Regions from separate parts of the Homo sapiens genome. Here region 1 is linked to region 2. Evidence: chromatin contacts called from ENCODE Hi-C or POLR2A ChIA-PET data. All regions are on one chromosome and are shown on one strand. Each heading gives the region's core, a stretch centred on a gene start or an enhancer-like site at or near the end of the contact. The rest is flanking DNA. Distances are from core to core; before and after follow the strand shown.

Region 1 (4,234 bases), core at 1,466-3,965, 670 kb before region 2:
CCTGGGAGACAGAATGAGACTCCATCTCAAAAAAATAAAAAAGTGCTTTATGCAATATCTGGCATACAGTAGGTGCATAGCAAGTGGTTGTGGTTCTTTGAATTTTTTTAGCAAGAGACAGGTCTAAACCAGGGCTTCCCACTCCTTGCCCAACAGAAATCCCTCCCCTCTGCCCTTTAAGAAATTAAGTGTGGCCCATAGACTTAGGGAAGGGGAATCGCTGGGCTCGATTTCTACTGCAGCTGTAATCTATAATGTTGCATTACAGTTTTTAAAACAAGAGGCCCCTCTTTGGCCTCTCAAATGCTGCACGCTGTGGAGTTAAGTGCTGGAAGCCACTGATGGTGTCTCTCGGCTTCTTCCAGTCTTGGAATCATAGCCACCTCGTGCCAACGAGCTGTGAAACTACTGGGGTGCCCCGTGTACCCAGCCACAGAAAACGCATATCAGGCCTCGCGGGGAGCTCGTAAAAGGCACTGAAGCTTCCCCTGCGTGTATGCTGCCGGCCACAGCAGACCAAATATTTACAGACTCAGCTGAAATGAAACCCAGCAGGGTGGATCTCACAGGTGGTCCGGGAAAGGTCCCCATTGCTGGGGAAACAGTGCACAGAGCAGGAAGGAAACCCACTTGGCCAAGGCCCCCTGCCAAGCAAGTCAAGATGAAATCCAGGCTCAAGAGCTGGGCTCTGAGTCCTTTGTTTTCTTGCTTATTTAGCTTAGCAAATGCTTCTTGGGTACTTACTGCGAGCAGGGCTCCATGGCAGAGATGCAGCCATGACTGAGACAAGCCTGCAGGTTCCTGTTGTCTGGGGGTGGAATGAGACTGGCTTCTTGGAGGAGGGGACTGGACAGACCTAAGCCATGAGGAGTGAAGGAGCCCCAGAAGGGCTTTCCAGAAGAAGAAACAGGGTGTGCAGAAGCCCCCAGGAAGGAAAGGACACGCCTCCCACCCTTTTTTTTGTTTTTCGGAGCGATGGGATCTTGCTCTGTTGCCCAGGCTGGAGTACAACGGCGCGATCATAGCTCACTGCAACCTTGAGCTCCTGGAAGTAATCCTCATGCCCCAGCCTCCTGAGCAGCTGGGACTCCAGGCATGAGCCATGCACCTGGCCTAGCACCTTTGAGCAACAGAGCAGGCAGGAACATGGGGACCTGGGGCCGCAGTGGCTGATCAGGGATGGGACCACCAGCCTGTAGGGTTTCTTCTTCTTGAGAAGAAGAGAGCCAGCCCTCCTCGAAGGGTTTGAGGGTAACACTCAAATGTCTCTCTTCAGGCCTTTCCTTGCTTGAGATCCAAATCCTCACTGTCCCCGTGTCCCCGGTCTCCCCATGCCATGACCACTTTCACCTCCAGGAAGCTAGAACCAGCCAGCCCTGGGGAAGGAGGGGCGAGCCACACTGGACTCAGGGCCCTGGCTCTGTTTGGACAAAGACACAGCAGGGGGGGCCACAAGCCGCCTCCAGTTTTGGGATCCCTGCTCCAAAGACCAGAACATAGGAGCAAGCAGGCTGGCAGAACTGGTGGGCACAGCTGGGCATGGTGCCTCACACCTGTACTCCAAGCACTTTGGGAGGCCGAGGCAGGCAGATCACTTGAGACCAGCCTGGTCAACATGGTGAAACTCCATCTCTACTAAAAACACAAAAATTAGCCAGGTGTGGTGGTGCACGCCTGTAATCCCAGCTACTCGGGAGGCTGAGGCAGGAGAATCACTTGAATCTGGGAGGTGGAAGTTACAGTGAGCTGAGATCACACCACTGCACTCCAGTCTGGGCAACAGAGCGAGACTCTGTATTAAAAAATAGATATAATTAGCCAGGCACGGTGGCTCATGTCTGTAATCCCAGCACTTTGGGAGGCTGAGGTGGGTGGATCACCTGAGGTCAGGAGTTCGAGATCAGCCTGGTCAACATGGCAAAACCTTGTCTCTACTAGAAATACAAAAATTAGCAGGGCATGGTGGCGCATGCCTGTAATCCCAGCTACTCGGGAGGCTGAGGCAGGAGAATCTCTTGAACCTGGGAGGTGGAGGTTGCAGTGAGCTGATGTTGCACCACTGCACTCCAGCCTGGGCGACAGAGTGAGAGTCCGTTGGGTATCACACCCCCACTCACTCAGCCCCTGGCTGAGTCATAGCAGGTGGACACTCATGGGGACCAAGACGCCGTTGAGGGACGGGACCCAAGAGATGCGGCTATAAGTGGGGTGTGCTGGGTCACTGGAGATGCCTGGCTTGCTTATTGACGAAGCCTCAGGCTCTGGAGGTGGGGGAAGCCGTGGGGGAGGGAAGGGGAGAAAAAAGAGGGATGGAGAGATAAAGACACCGAGACACAGAAAAAGAGAGATTCAGGGAGAAGAGAGACAGAGACTGAGACACAGAGTGAAACAGACGCACACACACAGGGACGCAAATAGACAAAAGCAGAAACAGATGAACCCAGGACCTGCACAGATGTGGATCTGCACTTGGGGCAGCCGGGCCCTCTACTCCATGTGCCCACTAGGTGGCGCCCAAGAGCCACGCTCTGCAACGCAGCCGACCCGGTTGGGCCCCTCCTGCCGCGGAAGCCCCCATCTCTCTGCCCGCCCAGCGTTTCCCCCACGGGCCCAACACCACCTTTGTGGGAGGCCCTGGAGGCGCAGGTGGAGGCTGGAATGGGGGCTTCCTCAAGGGTCGAGGGTCTCCAGAGCCTCCCAACCCGGCCCCCGGTAGGCGAAGGCCCTGGTTGTGTCTGTGCTTCTCTTAGAGTGAGTTTGTATTGGTCTCAGGAGTGGACGTGCCTGCTTCTGTCTTGGGGTGTGGATCTGGTGAATCTCCGTGTGTGAGGCTTAAGGCCGTGTGTCTCTCTGTGTGCATCTGTGTTTGTCATGGGGCGTGTGTCCGTGTGTGTCTGTGTTTGCTCTGGGGGGCATGTGTCTCTGCGCATGTGACTACGTGTCTCATTTTTCTCTTGCTACATATCATGGCTGTATTTGCCTTGGGTGTGTCTGTGTCTCTGTGTGACTGACTTCTCCTCATGCTGTGTACATTTTGGTGTATCCGGGCTGGCGAGTGACTTGATGTGTGCCTCATGTCTCCGCCCCCCTTGGAAAGCTGCCTCTCCCGCCCCTGCTCACCTTTCCTGGCGGCTCTGTATAGAGTCACCAAAGAATTCAAGAACTGAAATATTTATGAAGTGCTTCCTGGGGTCCCCTGGAGAGACAGGAGCGACTGTTCATGGAGCTGTGTGTCTGTGGGTCTGACCAAACGAGATTTAGATCCTGCTCAAACTAAGCACCTACTATGTGCCAGGCCTTGGCTCGGGTACTGCCTTCATGCTATGCATTCAGTTTCCTCATCTGTAAAATGGGCCTGATATTCGGCCGGGCGCGGTGGCTCATGCCTGTAATCCCAGCACTTTGGGAGGCCGAGGCGGGCGGATCACAAGGTCAGGAGATCGAGATCATCCTGGCTAATACGGTGAAACCCCGTCTCTACTAAAAATACAAAAAATTAGGGCCGGGCGCGGTGGCTCACGCCTATAATCCCAGCACTCTGGGAGGCCGAGGCGGGCGGATCACGAGGTCAGGAGATCGAGACCATCCTGGCTAACACGGTGAAACCCTGTCTCTGCTAAAAGTACAAAAAATTAGGGCCAGGCGCGGTAGCTCACGCCTGTAATCTCAGCACTCTGGGAGGCCAAGGCAGGCAGATCACGAGGTCAGGAGATTGAGACCATCCTGGCTAACATGGTGAAACCCCGTCTCTGCTAAAAAAAAATAGCTGGGCGTGGTGGCGGGCGCCTGTAGTCCCAGCTACTTGGGGGGCTGAGGCAGGAGAATGGCCTGAACCCGGGAGGCGGAGCCTGCAGCGAGCCGAGATCGCGCCACTGCACTCCAGCCTGGGCAACAGAGTGAGACTCTGTCTCAAAAAACAAAACAAAACAAAATAAATTATAAAAAAAAAAAAAAAATGGGTGAAATTCCACCATGGCGTACCGTGGCCAGGGCCAGAAAGTGCAGAAGGTTATGGTGCAGCCCATCAGCCTCATCTTCAGATACTTACAAAATAGATCGCGGATTCAGGTGTGGCTCTATGAGCAAGTGAATATGCGGATAGAAGGCTGTATCATTGGTTTTGATGAGTATATGAACCTTGTATTAGATGATGCAGAAGAGATTCATTCTAAAACAAAGTCAAGAAAACAACTGGGTCGGATCATGCTAAAAGGAGGTAATATTACTCTGCTGC
Region 2 (4,018 bases), core at 1,117-3,616:
CCCCACGGTCCAACCAACTCCAGCAGATGGGACCTACACCTTCGATCACACTGTCTCATCCTGCCGGGAAACCCCACTCCCAGTAGGTCCCACAGTCCCCCACAAAAACACCAACCAAAGTAGCACCTCCACCCCCAGGTGCCAATGGAGGGAGCGCCCCAAACGTGGCAGCTATGAAATCAAAGGGGGACATTTTAAATGCAACGAGGGGCTGGAGACAGAACAGAGAAAGAGACGAGGGTCGGTGGACCCCTCGGGGACCACACGCCCCAGGTCAGCAGCAGCCGCAGCACAGCAGGCTCAGGGTGGCGGAAATTCCTGATTAGCAAGCGCCATCTCCAGACTCTGAATAAGCTAATCCAAATTTTTAGAAACAAACACTCGCAGGGTCTGATGCTTAACCGGTACAGGCTGAGAGCAATTGGTGGTGGATGTTTAAAAAAGAAAACCTGGTCCCCTCCGTCCTAGCTACCAGATGGTCCTGGGCCCTTTCTCGAAAATTCCTCAGCCTTCCATCGGCCACCTCCAAAACTTCTTTCTCTAGCCATTATTTTGAGGCGGAGCTTTGAAAAAAGAAGTTTAAAAGCCCAGACCCTATAGATTCGAGGGCCAGCCGCCAGCCCAGCGTGTCAATCTGTGAGTCCTCCCTTTGTTCCTTCCTCTCGCAGGCATTTGAGGTTTCTGTGGACTTCTCCTTCCGGGAGAGATGAAGTGGGACCGGACGAGGTTGTTGGGGGGGGAGGTGGGAGGGAGAAAGTATCGGCTGGTGGCTGCAGAGGCGCGAGGCCTGGACCAGGCATAGAACAAAGGTGCTGGCGGCGGGTGTACCTGTTTGCCCCTGTAGAACAGCCTCTGCAGGCCTGGCTCCACGTGGAACAGCTCCTGGATCTTCCGCCTCAGCTCCTCCACCTTGGTCAGCCTGGACAGCGAGTCCACCGTGTGGGTCTGCCTCCCGTCCATGGTCCGAACCTGGATCCACATGGTGTCGGCGCTGAGGGGAGGGACAGCAAAAACCCCCATCAGTTTTACCAGCACCTCTGAGCCATGCCATGCTCTAAGGAGTCGGGGTTGCTTTTGTCCGGCCTGTGGACACCAGGAAACTCCCAGGATGCCCTTCCAGTCCTCCTGTACAGCCAGACCCTGGCCAGGACCAGACACAACAAATTAAGCACTTAAGGCATTAACGACTAGCCAAGTGTTGAAGATTGAGGAGGAAGGAGAATGAAAAGAGGGAATTGAAAGAAAAGCAGAAGGTCCAACCCATCCCTCCTTCCCCACGACCAGAGGAGAAAGGAGGCCCGGGCCAAGTGGCCGAGTTGGTTCGTTTATTCATTCATTCATTGATTCATTCATTCCTCGGATTCCTATTTACGGAAGAGGGAATCCCAGAAGTCCAGCGCGGGCCGGAACTTCAGAAGTCCCGGGGGAACTCAACCAAGTGCCACTGAGAGGGAAAAACCCCACCCGAGATCCGCGGACCCCGGGACCCCTCGGTGCCCACGCCCCCCCTCCTTGCCGGCCCCCCCCGCGCGCGTGCGCGACCGGGCCCGCCCCGCGGTGGCCATGGTAACCGGCCGCCCCGTCCCGGCCACCCGCGAGCGCGCGCGCCCCGCGACTCACCTCGACCTCCAACCCCCGGCAGCTCGCGCCCCTCCAAACCCTGGACCCTCGGCGTCCCTCCCGCACTCCCACTGGCCCGCGCGGGTCGCGCCAGCGAGCCCACGCCCACCCCCGCCGCCGGGACTACAGAGGGGGCCCCCGCTCGTCAAGTCCCGCCCCCCTTCACTTGAGCCGCCTCTTATTGGCTCCGCAGCACCCGGCCGCCCCGCCCCGCTCGCTCCCCATTGGCCCAGATGCTCCCGGGGAACTCAGGGCGCGCGAAATCGGGCTCGGGCGCGACAATTGAATCGCGGGGCGCCCCGCGCGCAGGCGCGGAGCCTGACATCCTCCCCGGCGGCTCGCCAGGCCCTCCCCCACCCGGCGCGCTCGACCCCCCGCCGGGCTCCGGGGACGCAGCGCTGGTCCCGGCTCCAGCCGGATGTGTGCCGGGGAACGATTCCCGAGGGTTAGGTGGAAGGGGAGGCCCTGGATCCCGGGACAGAGTGCGGGACATGCGTGCGCCCGGGCTGGCCGCGCGGGAAAGTTTTGCAAAGTTCCCGAGCCCCGTGCGCCCGGCCCGGGCTGGCACCCCGACCCGGCCCGCCCGCTCACCTCTCCGGTCGCCGCGAACAGCTTGTCTGCCTGCGCGCGTGGCCCGGCTGGGGATGGCGATGAAACCGCGTGCGTGGCCCGGACCCCGCGCGGACTTGCGTGCGACCCGGAGCGCCCGCTCGGCAAACGCTGCCCGCCGCGCTGCCAGCTGCTCTGATTTTTTTCCCGCGAAAACTCGGCATTTGGGAGTTGCGGGGCCGCAGGAGGCCGTGCCGGGGGCGGGCGCCTGCCTCCTGATTGGCCGACGCAGTGGCGGGAAGCGAGAAAGAGGGTGGGGGGCGCCCCCGCCTCTGTCCACGGCGCCTCCGCCTAGTGGGCCACGGCTCCGCCCAGCCCTGCGCGCTCTGCTGGGCGCGCCCAGCGTGCAAAGGGGCTGCGTGGCAGGGCCTGGTCACCCCCCGCACGTGGACACCCCAGGAGCCTTGGGGACCCCCAGGGTACAGACCCCCTGAACTCTTAAGTCCAAGTCCGTTCGCAGCCCCCCACTCGCACGCATTGACCAGTAGGTCTAAGAAGGCCGGAATCAATGTGTAAATACTGCGAGGGAATGTGGGGGGCCCCTAGGAGACCACCTGCACCCTGATGGCTCGCCCGATCGCCCCAAGCCCCACTGCCTGGCGTCAGGGCCTGCCAGGGCTCCCCACTCTACCCACCCGCAGGGCTTGTTTGCTGTCTTTTCCCGCCTCGTTTTCCCGCCTTCTCCAGGCTGTCCAGGCGGGCAGGGCTGCCCTGCCCCCTCCGCCCTGTCTGTTCCACTCTGACCAGTCCTGGCGGGCACAGGAGTGACCTGTGCTGGGCACCTACAAAGCAGCCGGACAGGTTGCTCAGAGCTGCAGAACCCAGCGGTGTACATGGCAGACCCAGTTGGTGGTCTCAGGGAGGGAAAATTCCTATCTGGGGGAGACAGGCAAGAAATGAATAACTAAAGCAGATAATTTCAGATGATTCCTTATAGGAGAGTGACCAGCAGCCATGTGGTGGGAGGCGGGGAGAGAGGATACTCTCTCACTGGGGCCACTGCGGTGGGCCTCTCAGAGAAGATGACATTTGAGCTGGAATCGGAGATGAGACTCCAAGGACAGATGGGTCTAGGAGGGAAAGTCAAACCCAGAGGCCGGAAAAGGCTTAGAGGTGTCCAGGGAGCAGGAAGGGGCTGGTGTGGTTGGGGCCCACTGAGCAAAGGGGAGGGGGAGTTGAGGTCAGAGGGGTGATATATAATACCTTGAAGGCCACCGGGGAGGACTTTGGTCTTTCCCTTGAGAGCTGTGAGCAGAAAAATGTTGAGTTCCCACTTAGCTTTTTACAGTTTCTTCGTCACTCTATTAAGTCTCCTCTATCTGGTCAGTGGGACTTCTGCTATGTCCCTAATATAGGAGACAGATCATGGCCCCCGAAGATATGCGTCTCTAGACCCCCACGTCCTCGCCCCCAGGATCTGTGAATACAGTGCCTTACACAGCTAAAAGGACTTTGCAACTTTGCAGGTGTGATTCAGTTAATGATTTTGAGTTGGGGAGCGTCTCCTGGGTGATCCAGGTGGGCACAATGTCCTTAAAAGGTCCTAATAAGTGAAAAAGGGATACAAAAGGTCAAAGTCAAAGGAGATGGGAAAGTGGAAGCAGGCTTTACAATGATCAGGCCAAGGGCCGGGCGCGTTGGCTCACACCTGTAATCCCAGCACTTTGGGAGGCCGAGGCAGGCAGATCACCTGAGGTCAGGAGTTCGAGACCAGCCTGACTAACATGGAGAAACCCCGTTTCTACTAAAAACACAAAATTAGCCTGGCGTGGTGGCACATGTCTGTAAT

Evidence for each region. Hi-C counts contacts between places; a loop is a spot of excess contacts on that map. ChIA-PET counts read pairs that join two places held with the same protein, here RNA polymerase II (POLR2A). Pooled maps may share reads with other maps.
Region 1: a pooled map shows a loop between it and region 2 (4-fold over the local background). The contact joins the enhancer-like site here to the promoter of UHRF1 in region 2. A Hi-C loop is called at or near these places in 3 of 50 pooled maps. POLR2A ChIA-PET finds 5 or more read pairs at or near these places in 2 of 52 experiments (A549 and activated CD4-positive, alpha-beta T cell).

The regions. Positions count from the first base shown.
Region 1 is chr19:5,576,677-5,580,910 of GRCh38, reverse strand. It overlaps the pseudogene SNRPEP4. Among named protein-coding and RNA genes, the nearest start is that of TINCR, 11 kb to the right of the region's middle. Within about 2 kb of position 2,715, at least 4 of the 41 ENCODE cell types and tissues checked have a DNase peak (open chromatin) inside an H3K27ac peak, as active enhancers do.
Region 2 is chr19:4,907,849-4,911,866 of GRCh38, reverse strand. It overlaps UHRF1 (ubiquitin like with PHD and ring finger domains 1), which reads right to left and starts at 2,366. Exons shown (of 17, transcript NM_001048201.3): 1 at 2,212-2,366; 2 at 829-991. The coding sequence starts at 981. It also overlaps a transcript of ARRDC5 not described here. RefSeq lists silencers at 1,508-2,027, 2,528-2,607 and an enhancer at 2,427-3,333.